Regions from separate parts of the Mus musculus genome. Here regions 1, 2 and 3 are each linked to region 4. A link is a loop called in an ENCODE intact Hi-C map of the cell type or tissue named here. Cell type or tissue: left cerebral cortex. All regions are shown on one strand. Region 1 overlaps Myt1l (myelin transcription factor 1-like). Region 2 overlaps Myt1l (myelin transcription factor 1-like). Region 3 overlaps Myt1l (myelin transcription factor 1-like). Region 4 overlaps Myt1l (myelin transcription factor 1-like).

Region 1 (8,000 bases), 130 kb after region 4:
CTTAATCATAAAATAAACTTTATCAAATTTCATGAATGTGTGAGTATTATAAGACAAGTCAGAAAACGTGATAAAAATATAATGTCTCCTACCCTTAAGATGCAAACACATTCATAAAGTGCTGGCGGCTAGCCTTTTCTGTAGTACTGAAAACAGGATGTCACACACAAGGCTTGTTGTAAGGCCCGCAGCCGAGAACCAGCAGTGTGTTTTGTGTATCTTGTTCATTTCCTTTTTGACACACATGCTCTGTGGTCACAGTGAAGCACGATACCATGGGGCTCTGGGCTCTGGGCCATTAAGCTTGGGAAGGTCATCCAGCCTCTTAGAGCTCGTATAAAATAAGATCACCCAGTCACTGTTTACATGTCTTTCTCTGCAGTCTAAAGCAGGCACAAGACACAAAAGATCTTCACAAGTCTGAACTGTTTGCAACTGTGACATTGCAGCCATAATCAAAAGTGACCATATGATAATCTCTCCTGCATTCACTCGGTGCTGCACCACTCTAGACCTGTGGCTGTGCCTACCTGGAACACTGACCTAGTCACACCTGCCTGTCCTGCCCTGGGGAAAAGCAGTGCTCAAGACCATCCCCTGAGCTCCGAAGGGAAGGGGCATGCCTGGGTGTCAGGCAGTGAGGAAAAGTGCTCTCTGCTAAGGCTACACCAGAGCAAGGTCTCGAGGTGTCTGCCCATAGTCTCACACAGGGAGCGTGCTTCCTGTGTATTCAGAGAGTAGCGGGCTAGCTGAAGCTTTTATGTTTGCTGTTTGCATTAGAGTTTTCTTTTCTTTTTTGGTTTGATAAAGACTGAGTGAAGTAAGCAGAAACACACACTGGCCTAGAAGAATGCAGAATTAAGCACTGCACACTGAAGTGGTAGCTTCAAGAATTCATGCTGAAGCCAAGAACACATTAGGATGCGGAGGGTCAGTAGACCATGTTATAGAGAAAACAGCCTATACCTCCATAGGCTTCCTTAGAAGTGAGTTAGAGTCTCTACCAGGGATGAGGATGCAAAGATACAGGGTCCCCTCCAAACCCACCACAGTGATGTAAGAAATCCACCTACCTCAGCCCTGCTCTGAAGACAGAAGGGCAAGGATTGTTACACTTACCCCTTCAGCAGGATGCGCAGCCACACTGACACCTGCTCTGTAGGCAAGCAGTCCGCTAGGTTGACCAGTTGACCTGCAGAGGAGAGAGACAAACAGACAGAAGTGAGGAACAGGACCAGACGATGAGTGACGCTACTGAGAGACGCAAGCAGGCATAGAGACAGGAGGACAGGAACAGCAGAGGGCGAGACAGATGGACACTGAGAACGAGACAGAAGAAACTGCCCAATGTCATTGTTATCTCAGAGAGCTCAGAGATGTGAGGATGTGACTATCCTATTATTTTTAAATCTTCAAATCTAGATAAGCCAGTGCCCAAGTGTCATTAAGAAGCCCATCAAAACCTTATAAATGAAATTTAATTCACATTCCATTAATTTAGTTCCCTAATGAATGAAAACGTTAAGAAACTGAGTTCACAGTGTTTAAGTTAAAAGTGGCTTGGTTCTTGTTATAAATTATTTATCCTTCAATTTCCCTCATCTCACTGTATAGAAATCTTTGTTTTACTTACAAAATAGACAACTAACAGGTGACTACCGTTGGTAGGAAACTTGCCTAGGTTTTTTTTATTCAGCCAATGACTACCACTACACAACATTGAGAGGATTGTGCAAGCCTTCAATTCCAGCACTCACTCAGGAGGCAGAAGCAAGAGGTAAAGCAACCTATAGGTTGCTGTTTCCTATAGGAAGCCTTGTTCCTCTATGCTGGTCTACAGCCCTAGAATCAGTGTGCCTGAAAGTGAAGCAAGGATGCTGAGGGCTGCATCTTTTAGTGTCACTGTCCCTGCCTGGGTAGTGCCTGCCTGCCTCCCATGGTTTATAGGCTCTGCAGATGAAACTTGTCAGCCAGGGTAGAAGTCAGAGAAAGTAGCCATTAGCAAGCTTGGGACCCCAAACACTAAAATAACTCATAATACAGGATGCATAGCCAGCCTTATAACCTCTAATTAAAGGACCAGAAATTCTCCTTGGATGACTTCCCTCATCTATAAGTCAGAGAATGGAATACGGACTGCAGAGAAGTATCAGAAACCATTACAGGGGTCCTAGGAGACTGCCACCTCTTGGAGCAAAACCAGACAGTGGGATTAGCTGGAGGTTGCTACAACCACTGTTCCCAGTACTAATGAGACACAGCCACCTTCCCAGAGTTCAGAAGAAGGCATCTAGTACTGGTGTCTTGACCTGGTGTGGGAAGGTCCTGGCCATATTCTCATCCTCTGTGCCTAGTTCTTCACATGCCACACTGGCCACCTTTTCTGGAGTCTTGAAAACCTGGCACTTACTGCTTCTCACCAATTCTAGTATCTGCAGAAGTCTCCTTCCTCAAGAGAACTGGTCCCTCCCCAGCTTCTTGTCTCCCCTATATTCCCATCCAGCTTCCTTCTTCTTCATAGTATCAGCACCCTGATACTATGAAGAGTATTCATTTTCTACCTGTTCAACTTCTATGACTACAAAGATGTCATCTTTTTGTTTCATTCTTGAGTTCTAAATGTGATGTGATGTGATGTGATGTGTGTGTGTGTGTGTGTGTGTGTGTGTGTGTGTGTGTGTGTGTGTGTTACCCACTCAGCATACCACATATAGAATGTGACAATCACAGTATTTGTCTTCAGTTTGGTGAGAAGGCTGGTCTGGTGCCCTTTCCAAGGGCTCTACCTTTTTCTGTTTAATTAGGACTCTTAGAAATGTCAGTATTTACTTGGGGTTAATGAATTGTTGCTAGAACTCCACAGGTACCTCTTCATCCTAGGTATCCATTATTCTGTCCATACCTCAGTGTCCTGGGTCAGACTTTCTCTGAGAGGTATGTTCCAATGATCAACTTAGCTGCTGGCACCTTAATATCTTGAAAATTCTTACTTCCTTTCAGGAGAATATAAACTTTAAGACAATGTAAGGAACCAGGATCATTTCTGAGCAGGTAACTCAGTGAGAGAGGAGTGTGTCAGAAATAGGCCGTTATGATCTAGTCTGTGTTCTCTCAGCCCTGATTTGGTAGGCAATGCTAGACCATGTCAGACCTTGTTCAGGAGTGACAGAGGCATTGGCCATGCTACAAGCTAGATTGATTTACAAGGTTATATTGACAGCAAAGTGCACACAGGCATGGAGCAGACAAAATCAAATACTGAGTGTGCTTGTCTTCAGACAAGGAGCTCAAGTTTTCAATGTACAGACATGGGTAGGATTAAGAATGAAGTCAAAACAACATAGCTTTCAGAAGAGAGGCTGGAAATTCACTTGGAGCAATTGGGTGTGACACATCAAAACCATGTCCCAGGATTTAGCAGCAACAAAGCAAAGGCTCACTGGAAGGAGCTGCTGCAGAGCAGAAAATGGACAGGACTATTGAAACTGGACCTGCACCAGTGCTCAGAATCCTCCTGCCTGCCCTAGTGCTGCCCTCTCCAGATACCTCCTGCTTGTCAAGTGTCCTCTTCTCCTTCAGATGGGGATAAAGGGACTCCTGGGATGAAATAAGGTAGTCCTTGGATGCAGGGATAAGCCTGTATCCTAAGACCCTTAGTCTTGAGAGGCAAAAGCTTCAAAAGTAGGACCCAGGAGAAGGTAGCAGCTTCCCCTTTGGTGACACTGTCAGATACAGGATGGCGTGCTGATGGAAACCTCCAAAACCCTTAGAAGGAGTCAAAATGCAGCATCTAAACTTTCCAACCTCTAATCTATCTATGCAGTTAATGTATGGGGAGGAGTTACTAGCAAAATGTTCTACATAGATTTACTTTTAAAAGCCCCATCTAACCTTACAAACTTCACTAACCATAGAAAATCAGATGCAAATAACAACCATTCACTTTCAACAACATTCAAGAGAGAATGCATTTCATTAATATCTGGAAACAAAATTCCATTGTCTCTTTCCTCTCCACGGTTCACCGCCTCAGGTGTCTCCTCCTATCCCACAGCGCTGGCACCTCTTCTGCTTGGGACCTATTAAGCACATGTGCCCCTCGTAATGATGCTGTTCAGATAAGGCTTTGGGAGTAAGGAGAAAGGCTTGGGTTTAAGATAATCCTATTCTGAAATCCTCAGGATATCTACAAGTGCTGAAAAACTAACAGATGTATCTATAATAAAAAAAATCTGAAGATGGTGTAGAAAAATCAGGTGGAAGCTAGAGGCACTTTGCCACTGAAGGCATGCTGATAGCAAGGAGGGTGCCTGCCTTTCTCCAAATGTGATATGAGAACACCCCCAAGTTCTATCAGTAAGAAGAATTCCAATAGCTTTAAGTTAGCCCTTAAGAACTCAGAAAGCCCTGCATGAGCTGTGAATATAAAACACTAGTAACAAAGCGAACAGCAGCACTTAAGTAAGGTGTGATTAGGAAACAGGACACACATGGCTATGGTGGCTACAGTTAGCACCATCTGGCTATGACATGCCCATGCCTCTCTGGTCCATTCCCACCCGCCTTGTTGACCTAAAAAGACTTTTACATGTAAAAACTGTCTGGGGTTGTTATCTAGCTCAGCTGAATATCTGTTGATCCACTTGGAGCAGGGCACGAAACCTAGGGCTACAAGAAAGTCTATATCCTCCTCTGTTGCAGGAACACCACATGGGGTGGGCCCTGTCCCCATGCACTCAGTGCCTGGAGGCTTTGAAAGCCTCTGTACTGAACAGCAGTGAACTAGAGGGCAGCTTCTCTCCTACTTCCAAGGAGATGGCACACATGCTACACACTGTGTGTGTGGTGGTAGAAGGAAGATGAGATGGGAGATGCATGCTGCTCAAAGCCTGGTCTAAAGAAGTGGAGGCTATGTGATGTGAGCTCCTGGGGTCATAGTGAGCAGAACTGTGGGCAGTCAAGATCTGCCCTTTGTTAGCCTCTTTAAGTGAATTTCACCTTTCACCTACTTTCCTATTAGCCCAGGGCTGTCTTGATTATCCACCCAGAGTACAGGCCTTATCTATTTTTCTGATCTTCTGTGATAGTTACTCTTTATTTTCATTTTGGAATTTCCTCGGACACAGACTCTGGGTCTATGTTTGAAAGAATTTCCAGAAATGTTTTAAGAAAGAGGGAAGACCTACCCCAAATGGGGCTGGGGGATGCACCTCATAGGGTAGAGTGCTGGAATAAATTAATAAAAGTAAAACATCGAGGTGAGTGCCAGCAGTCTCCATTCTTTGCTGCTTGAGTTGTGAAGAGTCCTGCCTGCATGCTTTTACCACTATGGGTTCTACCAACCTTCTCTTCCCTAAGAGACTGCATCATCTTAATTATGAGTCAAAATAAATCTTTCTCCCTTTAACTTGATTCTGTCAAGTCTCTGGTCACAATGATGAAAAAATTGATACACCTTCCCAAACACAAAAGGACCTAAATTGCATTAGTCAAGACACTGGTCAGAGGCAGGCTAGCTGAGCTAGCAACCCTAGCACAAGTCTCAAAATGTGGTGACTGAAATATGTCTTCCATTCTTGCCAGCACAGTGAGGAGTATCAAGGGGAGAGAAAGTCAGGAGACAGATGCTGAGAATATCAGTAGTCACCCGACGGGGTGTACAGCACAGCTCTGCCTCATCTGATGAGAAAAATCTAGGTGTCTAGCTGCTTGTCTGCACCAAGCTCACTGTGTTCCTCTTCCAAGAAGACTGCAGTCTGGTTGCTATGGAAACAGGCAGTGCAGAAGACCGGTAAAGCAAATCTGCACAGCATCCCAGTATAGTCTTTCAGTTCTGTCACTTGAACACATGTGATCTGTGGCTTTCTGTTGTTGCCTTTCAGGAGTAGTAGCTACTAGAGAACCTTTCTTGGGGTCTCTACAAAGATTAGGAAGGACAAATAGACCATAGGACTGGGCTTTGTGTTTTGAATTCTACTGGGTACACGCACATACAGACACACACACACACACACACACACACACACACACACACACACACACACCCTGCTCTTCACTGTGTATGAGATTTGGTATGTGGAATATGTTTGTATGTGACTTGATCAGTACCAGATATTTTAAAAGTTCTATTTCAGACACGCTTTTTAGAGACAAACTCTACTACAAAGCCAGTGCATGGAGTTCCAGCCATTCTAGGAAAATCTTCCAACTAAGTGATTCTGTCTGCTCTCTGTGTAGTATAAAAATATTTCTAACAGTCAAACTTAGAGGAGGTGAGTTGTGGCAACAGCATTTATAAAGCCCTCACGGGAAGAAAAATCACTTGTGTAATCCAGTTAACAAGGAGGCTGGTAGCTGACTGGTGATCACATAGGCAGATCTGGGCTCAGCCACAAAAGCACCTCTATCTCTAGGCTCGTTTTCATCCTTTGGAAGTAGATCAACCTAAACTTCTCTGATTTCCATTCCCATATGAAAATTCTGATTTGCCTCGGAACACCTGGGCCTGGACAGGTTGGGAGGCGGCCCGGGTCTCAGCCTGGCCCTGGTACTCTATGAGATGACTAATCTCAAGCGCAGTGCAACAGAGGGAACACAATATCCTCTCTTCTCAGCACACTGTGGTATCCATGTTCCTACTTTTTACTGAGAACATAAACATGTGCATTTATTTTCTGGAAAATGCTTTGTTCATCACAAATGTATCCCCTGACTTTGAGAGAACATTAATCACTAGAGAGAAACAAGTAATATTGACTCCTGAAAGTTTTATAAGTTAGAATATTTGTACCTCATTTCTTGTCCTTGACTAGTACAGAAAATTCTGGACTGTTTGCCAAGACCCATAGTTATGATGGAGTCTTTTCAATGGTAGCCTCGGCAGAAAGACAACAATCTGGTAAATTATCTGAATACGGAAAACCAGACATGGGATTCTAAACACTTACCATGACATTCTAGTCAAGGCCAAGACAGGGTGCTTGTTTAGAATCGGTTTGCTAATGACTTGGAGCCTGTTTGCCTCCATTTAGTCCACATAATTAGGAGTTAACTTTAGGGGAAGCCTGGAAACAGTTAAATACTGGTAACCATAGGAATTCTATTAAACTGTAAGGGTTTTGGCCCTAAATGTCATTTTCTCAGCCACTTCCACATTTGCGCTGTCATTCACGCGGCCTCAGATGACACTGAGTATTAGTAACTTGAAGACAGGCCAAATCGTGCAGCACTCTCTGTCTTCAGATGCATTCCCCATAGCGTTTCCAGATTCCCTCCTTGAATAGGCTAGCTTGTCCAGGCATCTGTTCTGGGAGAGAAAGGATCAGAGAACAACTAGCACCCATGCCAGGCATTTGAAATACATGTAGTCTGTGTGCCTCACTCTGGGGTTTGTGGGAATTTGCGAGAAGGGGGCAGGCAGATAATTATCCCTGCCATACAGATGAGTTCATTATGACTCGGAAAGGTCACTACGCAGCGAGAGTGATGAGACCACTTGCATAACTCCTAATGTCGTATCTGCCTCCCTAGAGCACCAGAGTATGTGCAGTGTTCTCCCAATGTACTTCCCTGTGAGAGGCAGGCCTGCTACACATGATGGAGAAAGCCTGGCACTTTCCTGGTACTCAGACAGAGAAGGGGCCAACCCTGTCTCACAGTTAGTTCCTCAGCTTCATGAGTCAGCATGGCTGGGATACTGTGTAGGGCAGCTTGTCCATTTTCTTTTCATCTTCTTGGGGAAAGGTGACATAGAACAATAGTAAAGGGCTGAGATGGACTCCTTAGCCACGCCATGTAGAAAGCAGGGCAGGCAAAACCCTGAGGATGATCCTGCGGTGAGTAAAGGGAGGGTTAACAGCATTACACCTCCCATCTGCTAGTAAAAGGCTCATGAGGGCCTTGTCCTTTTCCAGCGCAGAAGTCATTTCTGACCTTAGAGATGCAGCAGGGATTCGACAGGATTTCCCCCCTGGTTATTACAGTCAGTGACGTCCTCCTCC
Region 2 (8,000 bases), 140 kb after region 4:
GATAAGAATTCTCCTTGACTCTATTTTCACAGGAAGTATCTAGATGTGGTTCAAGTATGGGTTTTGCTCTATTGAACTAGAAACTGAATAGGCTTGCCCTGGTTGGTCACATTCAGACCCACCTTAGCAGGCAGTAAGTGTAGCTCAGGTAAGACCTGGTCTTACAAACTGTCTGAAGCAAAGCATTTCTAAAGGCAGGCATGGTGCATTCCTATAATCCCAGAACCTGGGAAGTAGAAGCAGGAGGGCTGAGTTTGACATTAGCCTGGTCTAGATGAGAACATGTCTCATGAAGGGTATAGCCGGCATGGAGGTACAGAGGAACTCTAACTGCTTTCTCGTGAGTAGTTCTTCATAATACTGTAAAGTGTAAAGATAATAGTAAGTAGAGTACTCCATAGTAGCCTTGTTTGGTTTTCTGGGCTGGCTTCCCATCCATTTCCGCCCAGATGAATTCAGTGAAGGGCTCTGCCCTGTAACATACTGACTAAATGACAAAGGGCAGTTCTGTGCCTAAGGAGACCCCAACTGAGCCAGACAGAGTTTCTGTCACCACTCCACAGTACAGACTTAAAGTGTGCTAGGTAGCATGGGAGGATACCAAGAAGTAGGTCTAGTGGGTGGCACCCTAGGTGGCATCTTTTGAGCTCCAGTAAAAACAGGAGTGAGTTACCAGGGAAAGGCATGAAGTGTGAGTGACAGAAAGGAGCCCCAACATAGGCTTGTGTGGAAAGGTGAGGTAAAGAAAGAGATGTGGGGCAGCAACCAGGTAAAATAGCATTTTTTTCAAAAGCCCCAGGTATGAAGGCTGAGGTTCAGAAGGAGCCTAGGAGGAACGGTTAGAGGTCACTGGGGTTCCTGTTTGAAAGTCTTCCCAGTCTTCAGAGAAAGACTGGGGAAAGTAGTGAGGGTAGCGCCACAAACTGAAGAGGAGAAACGGTTTGAGACAGTTCACAGAGGCAACATGCAGACTGAGGAAGCAGATGCCACTACAGGTGTGGACTGAACATAGATAATTTCTGTGTCTCCACTTAGCAGGACACAGCCATTTAAACTCTACCGCACGGCTAAGCCTGAAAGGTGTTTGCTCTCTCCAGGGAAGATTTTATAATAGAAATATTTAGCATAAAGAGAAAGAAAGGCATGTGTTAAGGTAAAAGAGGAGTGTGTGCCATTCTAACAGGTCAATAGGCTAGTAAGATTGCAGATTTCAAAGAGAAGGGCATATCTTCCTCTGAGATAGGGAGTCCTCTGAAAGGGGTTCTCCTAGGCCCCCTCCAGGCCCTCACAGGAAATGAGCTGAATGCTGACATTTCCACCTTAATTCATATCTAAACTTTAATTCATAACTTTAGCCATACCTAAAGAAAGAGGCAGGAGCTATGAGGGCTTAAGAACAAAACAGCAATGGACTGTTCGTAAGGAATTCACCAGTAGTAAAGACGCAAAACATGGACAGGCACAAGGGCATGTGGAAACTTCACACAGGGCCCAGCAAGACAATGACCGCTCCACGGGAGAGAAGCCATGGACAATAGTGACAAGTGTGGGCAGACATGGCTGAGCAGACCTCACAAGACCACTTGACCATAGGCAGGCTTTGCAGGCAGTTAGGACTGGGCTTTGCAGACATCTAGATCAGACAGGCAGAGCATATATGGCCAGCAGGCTCCTTTGAAGTCAGTTGTCTTGACTTCCCCATCACTCCTAACCCCACATGTCTCAGCAGACAAAGGATGGAACAATAAGGACCAGCCTCCCTGGATGCCAGTAGGCAGTGTCCTTGTGCCCTGGGGACCAGCTCTCTCATCTTCCTATTTGTTAATTTCATGTGGTAAAAATGCAGGGATCTAATTATTCCTGTTCATTCTACTGAAAGCACAAAAGATTCTAATTTCCTAGGTAAACGTGATTTATTTTAAAAATGAGATTTAAAGTTTGGCTCACTCACATCAGACTTTCACAATCCCATGTGTTTCCAAAGCACAGGCATGTTTTTTTTTTTTTTAAACGCCCAGGCTATGTGCTGTTACATGGCTGATCGGCATCCAGTGCTTATCTATGGGATACACTAGGGTGGCCCTTGCTTCTGTCCCACATGGGACTATTCAGTTATGGCGCTCTCTGACCCCCATGGCTCCCTGCCAGTGCACCCTGCTTTGCATGCCTGAGGACAGTCATACAATCTTCTTTCTCTTCCCACATATATTTCCTGGTCATGCACATCACAGACGTTTGTAGTTTGTCTTAAACTAATCTAGCCTGTTAAAACAATTGCATATTGTATTCTCAATATTTCTCTCTTTTAATGCTGGGCTATTTGTTTTTTTGCCTCTCCTTTGTCAAGTTCTTGCCATGCATGAAAATGTTCTCAAGTGTCCCACTCCAGGCTGCACAGGGCGAGGGCATGTGAATAGCAACAGGAACTCGCACAGAAGGTAAGCCACACTCTGCTGGGGTCTATGCTAGAAGAAGCCACCCACAGCCCTTCCCCATGGTAGCTCTTTACTGCTATGCAGCCCCTCCCTTCCAAAGGAGAGCGGCAGACCTCACACATTGCTCCTGGAGAGTTGGTCATAGCACGTACAGAAATGTCAAAGGGTCAATTGCCCGTTTTTGAAGACTTAATTTCTTCAGTTATGTTGCCTCCTCTAGTATAATAGAGCACTGTTCCCTCACAAAGTCACCTACTCAGTACAGCATCTAAGATGGAACCCATAGCCACTTACAATGAAAGAGACCAGAAGGAATCCAGCAAGTTTCTCTAACCTTCTCTCATAGGAGAGGCTGTCTGTCACTTACCATTCAGGGTTGTGAACTAGAACCCAGCAGGGCAAATACAGAGGACTAACTTGGCTGCTCTTGAATTTGATGAGTCCCCTGGCCATCAGCATCAACATCATTAAAATATGAGCAGATGTCCAAACGCATCTGGCAGGGGTACACCAGTGAGGACGCGGCTCCAGGTCAATGGCTTTAACTGGACTACTGCTGAAAATATACACTGTCAGAATTGTACTCTTGATAGTGTTCCAGCTTTCTTCCCCATCCTCTTCAGACATTATAAGAGTCACTAAGTTCCTCTCAAAATCTAGGTGATAGCAGATCACTTCTTTTGCAGTAGCAAAATGTAACTCGGTTAGATCTGTCTTGCCACAGCTTAGATTTCTTCTTAAATGGGGGAAGGAAGCTGTAAAAGCTCTCTTAATTTTTACCTCACTGGTTAGTCACAACAAGAAGCTTGGTTACCAGTGTCAAGTTTATAATAAAACAGACCACAGCTCTATGCCCTGCAGAAGGTCTCTGGTACTGAGTCTGCAGGAGCTGGCAGCGATGCAGGAGATCCCGGCTGAGTGCTGTGCAGAGCCCACAGTGTCAGTTCCTTTTTCTGCCATCAACACACGTGTACACATGGATGGCCACACACACGGAGCTAGAACACACGGAGGCAAGCATGCAGATACTATGACTTCCTGTGGAAGCAGCTCAAACAAAGAGGCCTCAGTGTTCCCTCTGCCATCCTGATCCTGCTGCACTAGTTAAGAATCACATTTGCCTGAAGTCCTGGAGGTATTCCTGCTGTACCTCCCTTTCTTTGCCCCTCCTTTGGTGAGCTCAAGTCAGAATCCCTGAAGCCTTATAGATAGATACCTCTGGTATCAGCTCAGAGTGCCACCTTCTGGTATAGCCAACTAACTGCCACTCTTGAGTCTCAAAAACTCCTTCTCTAGCTGCTACTGCCTGACCTGCAGAAATGGCCAGCACTCCAGCATTTCTGCCTGAAAGTTTAACCAGCCTGTGTTGTATTTGCTTCCTGGAATTTGGCATACTCATCGGACAGGCCTGGTGCTGTCTGTCATAAGAGCTATATGCCAGAGCCCAGGAAATATATAGTACCAGGCAGGCTGGGAAATTCTCCTACCTCCATCTACCTCAGGGTCATCTTAGCTGGATGAAGGACAGAACATGGTGAATGTTATCAGTGTGTGGCAAGCCATTTGAGACCATTCAGTTAAATCTATCTTCTGTCATTGTAGCCTCTCTGGATGCCCCATTGCTGCTGCAGAAAAACTGGCAAAGGCCCAAGAGAAACACCAGAGCTGTGATGTGTCCAAATCCAACCAGGCCTCAGACCGAGTCCTCAGGTACTCAGCCGAAGTGTGTCATCAAGGGATTTCTCTCAGAATCTATCCTGACACAGAGCAGAGAGAGTGTTGGAGATGCTCCATGGAGTAGATGTGTTCTTGAAGGAGGGAAGGAAGCTATGCCAGATTAGAAGCTGAGTCCTGTGCCCTCAATCCTGAGAGAGTATGTAGAAGTCTGGTGGTCAGTGTAACTCCAGTGGCTCAGCATGACTTCAGCAGTCAGAGAACTGGATGGAGTTCTATGATTTGTAGTCCTGACAATTCATAATTCTATGAATGCTAACTAAAATAGAAGTTTTAGAAATCAGTAATGTTAGTAGCCCATTATAATTTTATCCCAGTTTGAAGCAAAGTACAGCACCTGCTTATGGGTGGCACGGGGCCTTTTTAAAAATGCAGGAATGACAAATGCCACATTCCCTGTGCTTGGAAGTTTTCTGTATGAAAAGCCATCAAAGCTGTCATCACCCCTTATCCTCACACACCCTGAGATGTGGGTGGAAGTAGGTGGCATCACTGCCGCTTGACAGGCAAGACAGAGCACAGGGGCTCACGACTACCTGACTTAGCACTGCAGGTTAAAGTGGAAAAGTGCCGAGGAGCAAGACTGAACCCCGTTTTCCAAAATCAGGAAGATGTTTATAGGTAGAAGACGACATCTACGTTCCTCACAGACTTCACACACATCTCATGAAGTCTGTGACAGTCCGTGTATTTCTGCTTTCTTACTCTCGTGACAATGTCTCCCCATAAAATGCTATCATCGTCATGTTCTCATTTGAATATACCCAGTTCCGTGGATGTTGTACCACAGTCATAACTCTGTGCTAGCTCAGAGGCATACGGGCTGTCTCTAAAGAGTAATGATGAATAGTTTCCCATAGATACAGCATTTGGCTTCTACTATAGGTATTTCTTTGGGATAAGTTACTTAGAGAAAATTACTAGGCAAGAGATAGACACATTTTGGTCCTCATTTAGTATTTTTTTTTTGCAATTAATTAAATTTCCTTTCTCCTTTGAGAAAGTTAAAAAGTGTATAGGAATTTTTATATATTTAAACAAAAATAAAAAACTAAATGTAGCTATAATCCCTCTTTTCCAAGATAATCCTTCTCTGACTTTTGATATTCTCTGCATTATGATGAGAACTTAGGTGAACCTCTTGTCTGCCTCTCAGTTTCCTATTTACTGCCACTATCCCTTTGCAGATATGACTGAATACTAAACAAGTTGTCCAACTTCTTCCCCACCTCTCAGTCCACTAATCAGTGGAGGATTCCCGCAATTCCCAAGGATGTTTAAGGAAGCAGAGTCCTTAGCCAAAGGAAATGTGGGAAATTGTGAAGGAAAATAGCTCAGCAATGTCACATTCTTATTCTAATACCACACCAGAAAAGGTGCTTTTAAAACATAAGCAAATAAGCCAGGCAATGGTGGCGCACGCCTTTAATACCAGCACTTGGGAGGCAGAGGCAGGCAGATTTCTGAGTTTGAAGCCAGCCTGGTCTACAGGGTGAGTTCCAGTACAGCCTGGGCTACACAGAGAAACCCTGTCTCAAAAAATCAAAACAAACAAAACAACATAAGCAACTAAAAGAAATGGCAAGTGCCATGTGAAATCAGGGGCAAATTATATCACTTTTTTTAAGTACTAAAAAATTATACCAAAATTTCAACAGTTTTAAATCTGAAAGAATTCTGGGTTATCGTCTCTTTTAGCAGTTTTTATATTTCCTAAATATGTTTTCCATGAATTAGAGAGGCTGTGGAAGTCAGACAAACACATGCAGGCCGAGCCTCAAGGACCCCCATCCTGGTCCCAGAGAGGACGTCCTTCGCGCTCTGACCTCCCACAAACCCTCACTGCGGTGGCCGCCCCAGCCCACCCAACAGCTTCCATTTCACACACCGGAAGTCCACGAAGGACTTCCCAGTCAGGTGCGCGCTGAGGTTTTCCCCACCTCAAGCTGAGACCAGGCTGCATTCGGGCTGATAAGCCTTGTCTCCAGTAGGCTGACTGCGGCCGTGTTTCCGGGGGGAACAGGCAGTGTTTCCGGTAGTCAGGCCGTACATCCGGCTAAGACCCAGGTCGTGTTCCCAGCTGAGGAGAGGCAGTGAGTCCGGCCGAGGGCAGGTAGTGAGTCCGCCCAGGAGCAGGCTGGGCATCCAGGGCTGGGCTGTCTCCCAGTTGGGTGCAGCAGCAGTGTTTCAGGATGACGAACCGGCAGTATTTCCCACTGAGGTACGGGCAGGATTTCCAGGTTTGAGCAAGGAAAAGTTTGTCATCTGTGATTGGCCTTTGTAGATAGACCGTGAGCCAACACTAACCACTAACGTGGTTCACCATAGTTTTGGTTTTGGTTTTTGTTCCCCTCGGCCGTAACACCCATTTTTTCATTTTTCTCGTTTGTTTGTTTTTTATTAGATATTTTCTTTATTAACATTTCAAATATTATCCCCTTTCCTGGTTGGTTTCCCTCCCCTATCCCCAACCCACCCACTCTCATTCCTGGCCCTGGCATTCCCCTGTACTGGGGCATTGAACCTTCACAAGACCAAGGGCCTCTCCTCCCATTGATGACCGACTAGGCCATCCTCTGCTGTATATGCAAGTTAGAGCCATGAGTCCCACCATGTGTTTTGTTTGGTTGGTGTTTTAGTCTCTGGGAGCTCTGGGGTTACTAGTTAGTTCATATTGATGTTCCTCCTATGGGGCTGCAAACCCCTTCAGCTCCTTGGGTCCTTTCTCTGGCTCCTTCACGGGGGACCCTGTGCTCAGTCTAATGAATGCCTGTAAACATTCACTTCTGTATCTGTCAGGCGCTGGCAGAGCTTCTCAGGAGACAGCTGTATCAGACTCCTGTCAGCAAGTTCTTGTTGGCGTCCACAATAGCGTCTGGGTTTGGTGGTTGTTTATGGGATGGATCCTCAGGTGGGGCAATCTCCCGCTGGTCATTCCTTCAGTCTCTACTCCACACTTTGTCTCTGTAACTCCTTCCATGGGTATTTTTCCCCCTTCTAAAAAGAATCAAAGTATCTACACTTCCTTCTTCGTGAGCTTCATGTGCTCTGTGAATTGCTATCTTGGGTATTCCAATCTTCTGAGCTAATAATATCCACTTATCAGTGAGTGCATATCATATATGTTCTTTTGTGATTGGGTTACCTCACTCAGGATGATATCTTCCAGATCCATCCATTTGTCTAAGAACTTCATAAATTCATTGTTTTTAATAGTTGTGGAGTACTCCATTGTGTAAATGAATCACATTTTCTGTATCCATTCCTCTGTTGAGGGACATTTGTGTTCTTTCCAGCTTCTTGAGGTCTTACTTTTTGGAAAAAAGTTTGATATAAATGGGAAATAGAATGATCAATAACCCCTCCTGAAATTAAGGGCCATTTTACGTAAATACACTGTTCAAAAATGGTGGAAATATGGGGATACCTGCCTGCAAGGACTTTTAACAATATTTTACCTCAGAAAAAGTTTAAGACTTGAGATTGAGATGTGCAAACACCTATCGGTATCTATTATACAGAACAAAAATTGCTTAAAGAGTATAAGGGCACCAATGTTTAACTTAATTCTTTTGTGTTTGAGGTGGTTTCCACTTTTAAAATAGACACAGACACATTAGTAAAGGAATAAGAATCAAAACCCCCTCCATTTAAATATTTTATCCCAAAGTCTAAGATAAAGGACTACTAGATAAAGAACATTGAAGGAACATGAATATTTATTTGCTCATAGGTTCTCCTACAATTCTATTTTAATGCCCAACTAGATAAATTCTGATACAGTTTTGTCTCATTCTGTGTTCCTATGTGTGTCTGTTTCTTAGTTTTAAG
Region 3 (8,000 bases), 59 kb after region 4:
CCATGTGAAAGTCAGTTTATAACTTTATGCTTACTAATTTAAAAACCAGCTTCCATTCAACAAATACTGTTGGGTATTTTGTGCAAACATCACACTAGGCAAATACAAGGGAGCCTTTCCATTTGAGAGCAGAAATTCATTGAGCCTGAGAGCCACACCATGAATGGAGCATGCATCCCAGGCTAAGATATGTGGGTGATGGTCAGCATGAGGGACTCCTGTGGGGCTATACTATATAGGTAGGGTGCATATACAGCAGAGACGGTTCTCAGTTCATCCTGTTCTACTATGTCCCAGATTTGGGGATACACAGCCAGTTGAGGGAACAAATAAAACTTAAATAGACTATTAGACCCGTCATTCCTTTCTGAGACCCCCAACTGCCAAGTGTCCTTTATGTTGCATTTCTGTCTTCAGTTTAGAGTCAAGTGTGCCCACACTGAAGCAAATACCGGCATCACAGAAAGATAGCTAGGATATGAGCGTAAGCAGAAAGACCTTCCTGAGCAAGACCCTGCAACTGATTAAGAAAGCAGAAGGGAGAGTCAGGCTAATGTTTCAACTTCAGGAACAGGTGACTGAGGACATACGGCTGTCAAAGATTTGGCTGGTGAGATGATTGACAGGATCTGAGAGCCTGGAAAGGAGCCCACTCAACAGACTGGGTCTGAGGGTAGGGCCTGGGGTGGTGGTGGGGTGTAAGGCCTCCAGGACAGGGCAAAACATACTGGCATTTGTTCTGAAGTACAGGGCCTGGCCTAGAGGTAAAGTCTGTGGACTGAGCCTTAAAATAGAGGGCAGAATCTGTGATAAAGGGCAAAGAGACTACGGAGGAAAAACTCCATGAGTTTCCTAATTAGATAAAAAAAGTTAAATTAATGCATTAAGTGAACCTGCCAAGACTGAAAGTGCAGCCTCAAGAGCAGAATTTTGGGCCACATCGACCTGTGGGCAAGAGTAGAGAGAACAGCTTGGAGACTGTCAGGGGCCATCACCTCACCCAGAGCTGGAAGGGACTTTAAGAATAGAGGAGCAACCCAGACAAGCAGACATCATGGAAGGCTGACTTCTGAGAAAATGTTGTTAGGCAGAGTAGTGGCAGAAGGTAGATAAAATATGATAATTTTTAGATTACAGTCATGATAAAAAATTCAGAATTATTTGAAACTGGCATTTGTTTTTGAGGGGAGTATTTTAAAATACATGTAAAATATCTTCTCAAAAGAGAATCCAAGCTTTCCAGATATATATAAAAAATGAGCTGACAAAATAATTCTGCCCTCAAGTTTTGTTTTAATCAAGGGGCTTTAAAATTAGTAAATTTAAAAAGGTTCCTTGTACCACACGTAAGATACAACTTACCTTACTGTCTACTTCTCCTAAGGATACCATAACCTTTCCAATGTTTTGCAATGATGTTAGGGTTTAGGGTTGAAATGGCGACTTAGCAGAGATGAAGTCCCCATTCTTGTCTCTGGATCATGCAACCCAAGCCCAAGCCTTGAAAGGGGTGGAATCCACTTGGTGTAAGAAGAGGGTTCTCCCACAGCCCCCAGCTTCCTATCATCCATCAAACACTTCGTTGATGGGGCAAGAGCCTGGGTCTAGCTTCAACCTCCAGAAATCAGGGTATGGTGGAAATGGTCTCCTTGAATAATACACCTGAAGTCAATGCTAGGAGCTTTACCTAAACACCCTCAAGGGCCACTCTTCCTTGAGAAACCTGCACCCCTACCTGTCTTTCTTTTTTCTCAAGCTTCTTTCTTCCTCTTGCTCTTGTGTCTGTGTGTCTTAGTAAATGGTGACTCTCTGCAAAGCCCACACCAAGCTCTGGCTGTGTTTATGACTCCCTCTCTCTCATATTTAAAGACTACGTTTATATATTTATCTCCAATCAAACCTGCTTCATAAAGAATAGCTTACAGGTACTAAGACCTCACCTCTGTTAGAGATGGTCTCTGACAGTATGCTGGACTGGAGACAAAAGAAAATGATGGTCCCATTCTATGGACAGAACTCAGAACACAGACAAGCCCGAGGAGGGTATGCACACTGAATCCAGGTTGTTGTTGGCCCTTTTTACCATAGTCCTGAATTAGGCTCAGTGAACAACTAGCAGGTTAACTCCCATGCCCCTGTGAGGAGCCATAGCTCTCTGGGGCTATGGTTCTACTACTACCTTCTTCTGTTAGCTCATTCCTGCCCCCATCTGGCCCTTGTATCTTCTGGCCACAGAGTTGCCATCAGTTCCTATCAGCTTATCAACTATAACTATGGATGACTCTATACCTTCTCCCTTTGTCCTTCCCTCTGACACAGGAGGACTTATGGGCAAGTCCAAACAACTCAATTCTAGCTAGCTAAATTTTGGATGCTAATTCTTCAGGGAAGGAGAAGGTTCTCCGGGCCTCTGAAGACACCCCATGATGAGAAGCCTCTGGTGGGAAATAGACAGTTTCACACTAACCTCAACTGTCAGCAATGGCACCACATTGTCAGGTTCGTGGTCAGCATATGGACATGACCACTTGATCTGCATCTCCATTTAACAGAAAGCCCCGCAAAGAGCCATCTTCAATGATACTTGGTGCCAGACTAAAAACAAACCTGGAACAAAGAGAGGGGATTCACAAGCAGTGCAGCACCTCTGAAGCAGAGGACAGACAGTGAAAACAGTGCCTTCAGCGCAGCCCTGGTAGCAGACTCAATGGGCTCCAATTGCAGGCAGTTTAATCTTCCTATATCCATGGAGCCTGCAGGGTCCATTCTAGAGCTCTGGAGTGCTGGCTCCACCTGTGAGGACCTGTCTGCTCCTAGTCTCATCCAGGCAGCTGATGGTAGCCTTTGTCCTCCTCTGACTTGGAAAGGCATCCCCCTTTCCTCTACCTCCTCATGTCATTCCTCCTGTGCATTTGTATGGACAACCCTTTTATAAGAGTGCTGCCAAACTGGATTAGGAACTGCCTCACCGTCTCATGGCCTCATCTTAACTAATGAAATCTAAATTCACTTAGTCTATGCTTCCATAACAACACAGCCTGGACAGACTAATTTATAAGGAATAGAAATGTGCTTTCTTATCATTCTGGAAGCTGGGAAGTCCAAATTCAGAGGCCCAGTAGGCTGGTTACCTGATGAGAGGAGATATTGGGACCTCATTCAGCAGAATGCCAAGAGCAAATGGAAGCTCACTCTCATGACCAGTCATCTCTTAAAGTGTTCTACCATGTATGTTATTATCTCTGGGCCTGACTTCTATATTAGTTATCTTTTCATTGCTGTGACCAAATACCTGCCAAGGAGAAGACTAAGGAAGGCATGACTTATTTTGACTTACAATTTGAGGGTATCAGCCATCATGGTTAAAAGGCATGATGGGACATGATGATTGGGACAGCTGATCATGTGACATCAACAATTAGGAAACAAAGAGTAATAAGGCTACTACTGAAATACTACAGTGAGGACGTCAACTGTGGATTTTTGAGGGACAGAGTTGAGCCCATCACAGTCAGGTTTGATAAAATGTGATGTTGGCAGCCTTCCTTTTGCAGGGCTAGCCCAGCATCTCTCAGAACCAACATTTCTAGATGGTAGAGAAAAATATCTAGTTCTAAGTCACAGCAGAGAATACTGTTGGACAATCACACCTGGGTATGGGCCCTGTGAATAGCTCTCAGGAAGCAGCAATAATCCAAGAAAAAAAAATGGTCTTGCTTGCTTTAGGTCACAAGACAGCAGGTGACTTTCTTCTGTCACACTTGACTCATTTGACCATATCAACTAACAGTCTGGAACTTAGTAAATTTCAGAGGGCAAAATCAGGTTAAAGGATTAACATTCCAAAGCAGCATATTACATGACTTGTCTGGTCCCAAAAGACCAGTGGGCTGCCAGGTAGAAAAGGGAAGATTGAAATTTCTCCCAATACCTCTTCTGACGTCACTGAATGATTGAGTTCTGTTTCCTTTTTATTTAAAAACTTTCAAGTTAGTGCCTGGAAACTATTGAGTTAGCCAAAGGAGACAGAGGACTATACAGACTACTCTGTAAACTCAAGAGCATTTACTCCTATGGACGAGATGCTGATCAACCTAATATATAACTATTTGTGTGAAGCCATTTGGAGGATGTGCCCAGGTTCAATGACATACACACTCTTCTCTGTATGCAGCGAAGAGTCTCGAGTGTTCTCTGGCAGAGATTTTCTCCTATCTTGGAAGAAATCCTACCCATTTTTAGTAGATGCATGTCTATGGGGTTGCCAGGGCAAAGTCAGGGCATATTTAACCAACATTCTGAGGCTATTCCGTCTGTAGCTGACAAGGGTGCCAATGTGCTGTGTGATATGAAGACATCTGTCTGATAAGCCTTATGAACAAATGCTCCATCCTGCAGGGTTTGGCCCATTCTGTGCCTGCTCACATAAAAACATTTTTTTTTTGAAACTGCAGCTTCTTTAAGTGTCCATGCCCTGCTCAAGCATGGTGTCCTGGTCATAGCTGGAGCTCAGCATAGTCATACACACAGTAAATGAATGCAAGTATGAACCATGCTGCCTTCTCCACTCTAGGCATCTCGAGATCAGCAGGGTCTTAGTGAAGTGAATAAATGACCTTTTTCCTAAGGACTGTGTCTCAGTGTACTCTGCTACTTACCATCTGTTTTCCAGAATGTTCCAGACCAGGCAGTGGGAGTCTACTTAAAAATAAATTATACCACTCACTCTCTTGCTTAAAGTCCTATATCTGGCTCTTCTGCTGCTCAGAATAAGCCCCAGGCCTACCCTGGGGTGTGAGAATCCAGGTTGATGAGGCTTGCCTGTCCTCAACCTCATCTAGGTCAGGTTCTCCATTCCTGCACTCTGAGAACTCCAAGCTCACTACTCTACCCTCTGACCCTATACGTAGTACCTCTCCCTCTTGGACTGTAGACTTTCTGTTTCCTCAGTATAGAAGTTTCTTTGCTGGTTCCTCACAGCTTCTCTGTATCTTCCTTCTAGGGTTACCCAAGTGTTACAGTTTCCTTCCTTAGGAATACTTGTCACCCAGGAGGCCCTGCCAGCCAAAGTGTCCCATCCTGGCAGCTGTCCATCCCGCCTCTGCATTAACCCAGTTCTCCGACTCCTGGAGTCTGAGCCAATATCTTCTATTCCAAGGCTTCCCTTTTTCTGAAGGGGCCATCCCAGGACAGTGGTGCTACACTCACTGGGACTGTGCCCACTGGCGAAGTTCCTAGTTTATATATACCCCAAATAAACTTTGGCTAATTAAAGATGCACATTTTTAATCCATATATTACACAAAGATTACAAGAAAACCCTATAGTATGCCTTTTACCATAAATAAGAAAATGCTTCTTAGATACAGCAGCACAAATTGGAAATTATGGGAAAAATAAAACAATTAACGTAACTAGGTCAAAGTTCAAAATGTTGCTATAAGAAAATCTTATATACAAAAAGCTCACAGACTGCTGGCAGGTTACAGGAAAGACCTAATGAATTATAGAAAAAGATCTATAATGACACATAGCAACATAGAAAGGCAGGGATGCATTTAGGGAGGTCAGAGAACATGACAGAAATGCTAGTCACGCAGTGCGGCAGACACAAGGAATTCGAGCATTCCATCAATGTGGCAGAGAAGCCTAGAACACCAAAGAAGTGGCCAGAGGGCTGGAAAATATAGACTCACATTTTTTGGTGAGTGAAATACAACATGGGGTGGGTGACTATTCAGTACCTGTTAAATTTTGTGTCTCTATCCCTATAATGTATAAGGAGACACACGGGAAGAGTATTTTTGAAAGAGCTGAGGAGATGGCACAGTAGTAATGCAAGTGTGAGGAACTGGGTGTTTTTAAATCTCAGAATCCACATAAAAAGCCAGACATGGAGGCCCACGCCTAGAAGCTCAGTGCTAAGAGGGCAGAGACAGGCCAAGCCCCGAAGTTCACTGGCTGACTTAACCAAATGATGAGTTCCAGACTCAGTGAGATACCCTGACTTAAAACAAACAAACAAATAAACAAGATGAGTACAACTGTGGGGATCCATCTGGTGCTGACCTCTATATTCCATACACATATGCATGCATATTCACATGTACTACTGACCACATGAATAGTCATACTTACAAAAAGTGCATACATCTGTACACATAGAGGGTGCAAGAGAGAAAGAGAGGGGGAGCGCTTTATGAGAACACTGTATGCTAGTGGGAAAATCCCAAATTCTTTTAGATGTTTTAATCATTATACTGTTTTGTGCACATGGGTACTTTTCCTGCATGTATGTCCTATGCATACCCTGGAATCCAAAGGAGGACAACAGATCCCCTGAGACTGGGGTTCTGGGTAGTTGTGAGCAGTCACTCGAATGCTGGGGATCAAACTTGGACCCTCTCTACAAGAGCAACTTAATTGCCGAGCCATTACTCCAGCCACAAGGAAAGATCCTAGATTCACGCTAGTCATTTGATAGACTCATAAATTACATGTGGCTCTATTACTGGGTCACAGCTTATAACAGAACAGAGGTATAGCTACTTACCGTATGGGAAAATTGTTCTACTAAGTGAGAATGAGTTAGCAGAAGGAGGTACACAGTCTACAATTCCTTCTACAAAAACCTAAAGTGAGTCATAGGGTCAGACTAAGGCTGTGCCTGCTTCTGCATAAATCCATGTCTGTACACATGTCTATACATGTAGAGTGACTACAAGTACAAGCAGAAATTATGGAGCAGAAATCAGTATGAGAGTCAGTCATCAGGGACTGTACAATGGCCTCTGGATGTCTAACTTAACTCCAACATCATGTTCATGGGTCAACTATGCAGGCTCTGAGTTAAGATTAGCTGGGACACTAAATCTCTTCTCCTGGGCATGGTTCTGTCTTGCCTAAGACTCTGAACTCAGTTTTTCACACAAAGAAATGATGGTTCTCTCGAATGGAAGTCAGACCTACTCTTGACCTTGAGTGGAATGATGTCCGTCCAAACCAAACTCTGTCTGCTGTCTGACACCTCCCAACTGCTGCTCATCCAGTGACCTTGAGGTGAGCAGAGTACAGGACCTGAAGCATTCTGTGTCTGAGGAGTTTTCTTTCTTGGGACTAAAAGTAGGCAATACCAAGAATGGTCTTTTCTAACCTCTGTTAGATGGCATTCACTGTGGGAAGCATGAACCAAAGAGTTCACAATAGTGTGAGAAATACTACCCAGGCCCGTGTGACACAGACAGACTCTGGGAATCGGCCTTTACACTTGGGCCTCATCCTAGGAGGATGAGACTCTGTACATATACCAGTTTGGGCAGGCCTCCCCAGAACCCCATGACAGGTTTTCTGTCTGTTAGGTACAGCAGGAAGAGAGCTGGTTACTAGGGGCTGGCAGTGGGATGAAGAAGGAGGAGATGATGATGGGGACCAAGTTTCCCAAGATTGAAGGCAGAAATCAAGCAATCAGTTGCCATGCATAATGGCTGTAGTTAAGAATAGCATGCATATTTATAAATTGCTTAAAGAATGGGTTTCTAACATGCTTACCACACATACAAAAAACAAAAGTAGTGAGTTATCAAGGTGTTAGGTATGTCTTAATTTGCTTGGTTGGATATTCTACATAGTATAGGTCAAAACACCACCTATTCCCCATAGATATACACTAGAACACTCTATTACTTAAACGTAAATTTCTGAGAGCTGGAGAGATGACTTGGTGGTTAAGAGTACTTGCTCTTATAGAGGATTAGATTTCAGTTCACAGCACTGACATCAGGCAGCTCACAACAACCTGTAATTCTAACCCAACAGACTCCCAAACACATGTTCATGTGCACACATACACATATACACATGCACATATACACATGCACATATACACATGCACATATACACATGCACATATACACATACACATATACACATGCACATATACACATACACATATACACATACACATATACACATGCACATATACACATGCACATATACACATA
Region 4 (8,000 bases):
GACACTTTGAACGTGACCTTCTGTTCTGAACACTCTGAAATAAATTACATAGAAATGACTGACAAGAAGACAATGTCCACGGGCAAGCCAACTTCTCTTATGGATTCACAGTAACAAAATGCTAGAGTGATTTTCTGGACAGTGGCAGACACCAGGTAGTGCACAGGTCTCCTCTACAGCACCGATAGCTCCGTTTCCTACCATCAGGAGGGTGAGCTGCTCGTGGCTCATAGCTGAGTCACTCCTGAAGGACAGTCCTTGGTTAAGAGTAATGAGACCCTTGAGGTCACAGCCTTCAAGTCAGGACACCTCATAGCCACTAACGGGGTATGTGCAGCAGCTTGAGAGAGCCTTGCATTCTATAAGGGAAGTTTGGAAGGTCTACCCCTGCCCCAAAGACTAGGCACTGCTAATGCTCTTCTTAATGGAAAATCTACAATAGTAGGAAGCCTTCTATGCTCTCAGACCTCGATTGTTTGTGGGTTGCTTTGTGGGTTGCTTGGCATAAGAGCTTGGCATAAGAGCAAGGACCTTGAAGCCCAGCAGTTTGAAATTCAAACTAGAAGAGGGGCCTGGGAAGAGGTCAGAAATTGACTAGAAAGGGGAAAAGGAAAGTCAAAACGAGTAGGAAAGAGGGAGGCTCTGCCAGGGGTGAGCAGATGAGAACAGAACACAGCCACTGGGCTTTGGAACAATGGAGGTCTTTGGTAACTCAGATAAAACCAATTACCATGAAGTAACATAAAACAACAAACAAAACCAGACACTAAATGGCTTGAAAGGTTATGGTCAGGCAACTGTGGGCTTTTTTTTTTTTTTTTTTTAGAGAAGAGAAAAAGCTAAAAACAAATAAGAGGTCAAAGAAAGAATTCTTTGTGCTTTTTGTTGTACAGAAAAGGCTTGGAGAGCATGTGTGCATGCCTTTGGTAGGAGACATTAAAATCTGCCTCTCCTCTGGCCAGTAGTGTCTATTGACTGGAAACCTGCAGCCCAGGGTCCTGGTTTCCTGGCACCAGAGAGCAGACTTCCTATTGGTTTGGATTACTGGTCTAGGCGCCATTAGGGACATGTATATGCAAATGACACCTGTCAGTGTCTCTCCATGGCTATAGCACTGTGAAGAATTGATTTAGAGTCTCTTAGTTATGAATTTATTCCGAGATTTAGAGTCTCTTAGTTATGAATTTATTCCGAAAGAGATGTGTGTGTGTGTGTGTGTGTGTGTGTGTGTGTGTGTGTGTGTGTGTGTGTGTGTTTTATTTGTGACTCTTCCTGCCTTAAATTATATTTCTACACATGGCTGATTTCGTTTTTTCATGAACAAGAAAAAGAGACAAGAGAGGCAGACCAAAATTGAAAAACAATTCTTTATTTACACAGCTATCATCTAATACAATATTAATTAAAAATTAATCCAGATACCTGTTCTGGTTGCTACCTATATGTTTTTGGGGCCTCCCTCCTCTTAGAACATTTCATAATTGGCATTTGACTTAAAATTACTTTATATTTTTCTCTGCTAGGTTTTGGGGGTTTTGGGGTTTTTTTGGGTTTTTTGTTGTTGTTTTTAAGAAAATGTTAAGAGAGGGTATATTTCATAGTCTGTTCATTTTGTCTTTTGATGCTTAAAGTTCACTTTGACTAACTTGAGTTATGACACCTGACACATTGTTAGCTTGTCCTGGGCCCTCCCCATCACAACTTGCCTGTCACTAAGAATCTCACTGGTTTCCTGAGGTGTTGGGTTTGTAACATGGGAAGGAGCTGGCCAGCCATCTCAGGACAGGGATCCCAGTAAGTGCATAGTCTATGTAGGCTAGTAACTCCCAAATAGGGCTCACGACCTTATTCTGCAGGGGGCTGTGAGGTTGATTATAGGCTGTTCCTCATACTTGTGATGCCCAAGTATCACTGAAATGAATCTAAAGGTGCTTTCAAATGCTTGTTAAGTTATGGTATAGATCACAGTAGGACCAGGGAGCAGTGGAGGAGCTGACCAAGAGCAAGAATGGAGTTGAGGTATATCCAAACCCCAGAAATCTCATCCTGAGATTGGCAGGAGTGAGACCACTCCCTCCCTTTCCTGGGCTCAACCCTTGCCCCACCTGAGGAGGTCACATAGCCAGCAACCAGGTTAAACTTGCTCTCTCCTTATAAGGTCATGTCCAGCCATACCTAGAATTCCTCCTTATGCAAATGTGACATCCTCAGTACCAGAGCCCACCCCGAATAGCCCCAACTCATCTCCAGGGATTTAAATATTGTGGATGCCGGTAAGTGCTTGCTGACAGAAGCCTGATATGGCTGTCTCCTGAGAGGCTCTGCCAGAGCCTGACAAACACAGAGGCAGATGCTCACAGCCAACCACTGGACAGAGTGTGGGATCCCTGAGGGAGGAATTGGAGAAGAGACTGAAAGAGATGAGGAAGTATGCAGCCCCATGGGGGAAGCAACAGTGTAAACTGGCCAACCCGCTCACACACACACACACACACACACACACACACGCCCCAGGAGCTGGACCACCAACCAATGAGTACACATGGAACAACCCATGGCTCCAGCCACATATGTGACAGAGAATGGCCTAGTTGGACATCAGTGGGTGGAGCTGCCCTTGGGCCTGAGGTTGTTCGGTGCCCCAGTGTAGGGGAATGCCAGGGCAGGAAAACGGGAGTGGATGGGTGGATAGGGGAACACCCTCATAGAGGCAGGTAGAGGGGAAATGGGATAGGGGGTTTCTGAAGGGGAAAGCATTTGAAACATAAATAAAGAAAATATCCAATTTTTTTTTAAAAGGAGAAAAAAAACCAACCTTTGTTCCCCCCAATTAAATGACCCATCTCACTAAAGTCTGTTCTGGTAATGCTCACTGCTGCCTGAGGTCCCATCACCCACAGCGTTCCGTTCCTGCCTTGTTTTCCCTTTCAGACTACTGGTCATGATCTTGGGTGTTCATGCTGTTATGGGTGGCGGAGTGGGGCAAGAACAACAGATCACCAAGCTACAGTTTGGACAGCAGTAAGGGGGAATGCGTGCAGAACACTGATACCAGATTGCTTTGCACTGTCCCCTGGGTTTCTGTGCTCATCATGTCCCCACCCCACCCCACCCCTGCCCCACACCTCTACTGGTGTTGGCAAGAATGATAAGCTGTTGTCAGACAGAAAGCAAGAGTGCTATGTGACATGGATGGAAACATGACTGAAGTTCACAGTCACATCCCAACTACAGTAATGTGTCTTGTGGGATGACTGGCCTTGCTGCCAGAGCCTGAATCCAGCCTTGGACTCTGTTAGGGTGTTTACAGCTTGCTTGATTTGTTTCCTGAGCCATGTACATGATTCTCATGATGGCTTCCCATGCATATATCTTGATATAAGGCAGTTCTTGCAACAGCTGTGTGAGGTGGAAACTATCTCTCCCCTATGGACAATGTTCTTTGGGCTCTGGGTATTTCACTAACTTAATAAAAACCATCAAGGACCAAAACACACAAAGACATCCCTGTTCTGTCTACCCAGTACCTTGCTGTTGGCTACTGCACTGAGTTGCCAGGACATCGGGTATAGGATAGCAGTGAATATCATTAGCCATGGGACACAGGGACAGACTTGGGGGCACAAAAAAAAAAAAAAGAAAGAAAGGAAAGGAAAGGAAAGGAAAGGAAAGGAAAGGAAAAAAAAAGAGAAATCCAGCCTTGGGCATACTGATTTCAAAATGCCTTGTGCATCAAGTGCTTGTAGTTGGCAGTTTGCTTTTCAAGAGACTGAGTGGGCTGCCTGATGTGTGGGTGGAGCTGTTTAAATCATGCAGTTATGGACACAGCAGGCTTCTGCCTTGGAGATGAATTTGGTTGCAGTCAGGGCCCTATTTATAGAAGGCAGACTCAGCATATGGCCCAGTTTAAAGAGTTCAGCCAGTGACAATGAACACTCCTTGCAGTTTCTCTAGAAGTTGAAAGGCATCCAGGACAGCAGGTATATATGCTGCCCCTACTCTGGTCTGTTCCCATTGTTTCAGAGTGGAAACCCCTGCCTCTGTGAGCCAGGCCTTGTGGCATACTTCCCAGGGACGCTGGCTTCCTGTAAGCTGCTCAGATCTGACGCCTGTTAGAATTGGCTCCTGACTGGAAGATGCTTAACTTCGGTTTAACCCAGAATCTTTCTTCAGTATCATGGTGGGTCATCACCCCTTAGACATAAAGATGAATGGTGCACTTTGCTCTGGTGTTTGTTGTATTGACTCTGCTGAAAAAATCCTGCTCCTCTTCTCCTGTACAAACTCCTGACAGCATGCACACAAGTTCTATTTTTTTTTTATACTATGCTACCTCAAGTGTCAATTTGTTGGGGTGCTCAGATCTGGTAAGGGCCTCCTCCTGTTCTCTTCCCCCAGCTCCTCTTCATTTCACACATGTGAAAAAGTATAAAAGGGATTTATGAGAAAGGCTTGTAACATGCCATGCCTCCTTCATATTTAAAACATCTCTGAAAATTCTATCAGGAAAATGTTGTTTATAATGACTATCAACCCAGTCCACCCGTGTGTGTGTGTGTGTGTGTGTGTGTTAGCATTTTGCTATAAGGAAAAAAAATTAAACCTAAAGTATACTGAACTCAGAAAGAAAGCAATCTCTGTGTGTCACAGATGTAGAGAGGAGAGAAAGCCGAGTGCAAGCAAAGTTTTGTTGTCCCTAGGGCCAGGCTAGGAGGACGGGACACTGCCTGTGTAGGCATTGGCTTTTCTCTAAGGCAGCTACAGCTGTGCCCAAGCTAGAAAGAGAAAGCTCTTTGGGACACCTCTGACCCTAATCTACAATCCTGTACTGTGCATCTTCTGTGGTCACAGCTCACAGAGGTGCTGACTTCCATGACAGCTATAGATCTTTCCTGTTCCAGGTCAAACTACTTATTCACTACAGATGGCACCGCACGGGAGCTTGTGCAAAAACTACCCTGCTAAATTACATTTTCTGAAGATTGGATCATTCTTGTCTTAGGTATAAAATAAAATCATCAATAAATAAAAGTAGATGTCATTACAGAGCATGAAGAGATGAGAGCCTCATTTTCCAGTAATAAAAAGGGTTGCCGCTATGATCCTATCTATTATCTTGGATAATAACAGTAATGTCTCCCATTGAAGTGTTTATAATGGGCTGAGTGACCTGGGATCCCACTCTGGGTGGGAAGATTTCTCCTTCAGGATGGTGACTGCTGTGGGTGGGACAAGAAGCCTCTTGATGGCAAAGGGCAGACACAACTTCCGTTGGCCTCTTGCCTCCTGCTCCAGAGAACCTGAGTCTACAGGGCTCCTGAAGGGGTGAGGGTATAAGAAATGCCTCTTATGCTATTCAGAGCTATTGTTGACACACTGCAGAGGGAAGTCCTTCAAGCCAAACATTAGCCATGCAGTCTGCCCCAGCAAGGCAGCCTCTTCGCCACTTGTCATATGATGTCCTTCCCTAGGACACTTCATCTGCCACCACTGACGGACTCACCAGCTTCCTCAAAAATCTAGCCTTCATGTTTCTTTTTAGTTTTATGTTGTTGTTAAAATATTTCACTAGTTTTAAATTTTTAACTAGGTGATTCCATCCTCAATATAGTAGTTGAGTTTAGTACTTTGGTAGTATTCAGAACAGAGTCATTCACAGCTTCAAAATGAGACTTGCTACCCATGGGAAATGCTTCCGTTTTCTTTCTTTTCCACGTAGCCCTGTTTAGGGTTTTTTTTTTTTCATGAATTCTGAGCATATTAATCATTTTTCTTAACTACTGGGTACCCATTGTGAGGAGGTAATATGTTCAAAATGTAACTTGAACAGTAATGTTTGTTATACAGTCAACAGTGTTATATCACATTAGTGGCAGTCACACACCCTTATAACAATTGTCACCAAATGTTGACATCATCTGATTCCAAAAATAGACCAGTCATAACCCTACTACCTGGTGTTTGGGGTCTGATATTCTGGAGTCTAGAAGCATGGAGCTATGGAGGAACACTCTCCTATATTCATAGCTCTGTTTGCCTAACAGTAATGTGAAGGCGTCCCGCAGTTGATCCCATTTCCTCATCTGAATCGGAGATGATACCTTCCTACCAGAACTCACCCGAGCCTCTGCTTCTGTTCCCTTTAAAAAAGGAGCTAGTTGGCCATCCTAGGAGCCTTGGTGAGGAAGGAAGGGCCACATGGCAATGAGCCAAAGAGGCAGAGCCCTTAACATGGTACTGGTATTTTCCGACAAGCCTGAAGGACCCACTTGGCAAAGTGGAGGCAATGGCGCATGCCCAAAGGATATAAGGAGCCCGTTTCAATGCTCCTTTCAACCTAAGACAGTAGTACTCGGTGCGTCAGATGATACCCTTGTCCTCTTGCTAATGGTAGCCAAGTGGTCGTTCAGGAGCCATCTCCTCTCTGCCCTATGGCCATTCTGCTATTGCTGTTCCTGCATCTCTAAAGGCTGGGGTGAAGAGAGGTGGCACTCCTCTGATGTATACTGTCACAGCAGCCATGTTACCTAGCTCTGGGATAAGCACTGGGACCCAGCACATACAGCTGCCCTGACAGAAGCAGGGCTGACCTTGTTTTAAGTGACTGGATGTGATTAATTTTTCAAATGTGGGTCCTTGGGAAGGCCATTGTGAATATATTTGTTTTGTTGCTGGATTATTGCAGTGTTGGGTGGTTTCTTTTCCACCCACACACAGAGATTTCTTTGAGAATTAAAGAGGAAGTAGGCAGGCTTTCTCTGGCACATGCAGACATGTGGAAGAATTTCTAAACCTCCTTTGGGGACGGTGTCCATAGCAACAGAGACTGTTCTGCAGAGGAATTCTCAATTAGCACCAAACACAGGAACATTGCTTGCCAGATTTCCTAGCCAGAGTGGTCACCATCACAGAGTGCAAGGTGCGCTGTGACACTATGTGATAGGAATACATCACGGTTAAAATGCTTGCACATCTATGATGCATGGGACTTTGAGACTATCGGAGTACCTTACATTGGAGGCTGGCTGTACACATTATAACTAGGTATAAGTTGTCACTGGAGCAGGATAAAGATGAGGGCCTGGCTCTGAGGTGACCTTGTAAAAATGACTTCCTATCCAGAGTCAGTGATTTAGGGGTTAAATTAATTAGATCTCTATGAAGTCATTATATACTATAGAGATCTAATTAACTTCGTCTATGTATCCCTGGGATGCATCGGCAGATGAAAAGGACACACAGACTGCCTCTTACATGATAAAAAGGGAGCTTGGGTATTCTTTTGTTACATAGTCACAAAGGCTCTAGAAGGATCTACAAAGAAACCAGCAATGTATACATATTTAGAATGACTGCGAATTAGGCAGATGAGCAATTAGCAAAGAAAAAGACTTTTCATAATAAATCCCAGCACACTATCTAATCCTAAACCATGCAGACATCTAATCAATAAAAATTTAACTTCCAAAGAAAATAAAATATGCATTTCCTTGATGGCCTTCCAGTTTGAGAGTAAACTATAAATCTTCCAGCACTAAGGTGTCATTCAAGCGTGTATTGGGCACCAACTACACCCGTGGCTCCTTGCCAAAAATGTATACATTTCATTTAAGGGGAGGCCTTTATACAGCAGGCACAAAAACAAGGAAATGCATTTGCATAGCGGTGAAAGTGCTCAGCTGAAGGGATTCGAGAAAGAAAATGACAGCCGCTATGGGGGATAAGGAAGGCTTCTGAGATAATGTGAGCCAAGAAAGGGCATGCCAGCAGGATGACGAACGTGTGCTTAATTTGCTCAGCAATCAAGAACCACTGAAGTGTTCGGAATGGGAGAAACTAATCATAGATCCTGCCTTTCAAGAAGGTGGTGGCTGGCGATCCTTGCACAGGAGGCGCAGCAGTAATAGCTGCCACCCCAGGATTTACGGACCAGATTACACGAAGGGCTCTAAATGCATTGTCTCCGTTAATCTTTAAAACACCCCTATCAATGAATAGAT

The links. Hi-C counts contacts between places; a loop is a spot of excess contacts. Peaks named below come from ENCODE experiments on the same cell type or tissue, not always from the same donor. Only the 100,000 strongest peaks of a DNase experiment are listed, where the experiment ranks them.
Region 1: a loop joins it to region 4, with 2.4 times the contacts of the local background. A loop is called at or near these places in 3 of 42 quality-filtered maps.
Region 2: it touches region 4 in a loop (2.6-fold over the local background); 3 of 42 quality-filtered maps call a loop at or near these places.
Region 3: a loop joins it to region 4, with 2.6 times the contacts of the local background. A loop is called at or near these places in 6 of 42 quality-filtered maps.

The regions. Positions count from the first base shown.
Region 1 is chr12:29,816,716-29,824,715 of GRCm38, forward strand. The region is part of intron 9 of Myt1l (myelin transcription factor 1-like); the gene reads left to right. Among named protein-coding and RNA genes, the nearest start is that of Gm46346, 95 kb to the right of the region's middle. In left cerebral cortex, no CTCF peak of the experiment used is centred here; DNase peaks (open chromatin) are centred at 4,477, 5,745, 6,306 and 7,376; H3K27ac peaks cover 4,274 bases.
Region 2 is chr12:29,834,003-29,842,002 of GRCm38, forward strand. Myt1l (myelin transcription factor 1-like) reads left to right here. Exons shown (of 25, transcript NM_001093775.1): 12 at 2,348-2,438; 13 at 4,038-4,145. Among named protein-coding and RNA genes, the nearest start is that of Gm46346, 77 kb to the right of the region's middle. In left cerebral cortex, a CTCF peak has its summit at 3,689 (motif pointing left); DNase peaks (open chromatin) are centred at 3,639, 4,061, 4,661 and 4,890; H3K27ac peaks cover 348 bases.
Region 3 is chr12:29,750,950-29,758,949 of GRCm38, forward strand. The region is part of intron 4 of Myt1l (myelin transcription factor 1-like); the gene reads left to right. Among named protein-coding and RNA genes, the nearest start is that of C630031E19Rik, 69 kb to the left of the region's middle. In left cerebral cortex, no CTCF peak of the experiment used is centred here; DNase peaks (open chromatin) are centred at 4,362, 4,769 and 5,066; H3K27ac peaks cover 1,757 bases.
Region 4 is chr12:29,691,464-29,699,463 of GRCm38, forward strand. The region is part of intron 3 of Myt1l (myelin transcription factor 1-like); the gene reads left to right. Among named protein-coding and RNA genes, the nearest start is that of C630031E19Rik, 9.0 kb to the left of the region's middle. In left cerebral cortex, no CTCF peak of the experiment used is centred here; DNase peaks (open chromatin) are centred at 2,411, 3,824, 6,241, 6,796 and 1 more place; H3K27ac peaks cover 5,911 bases.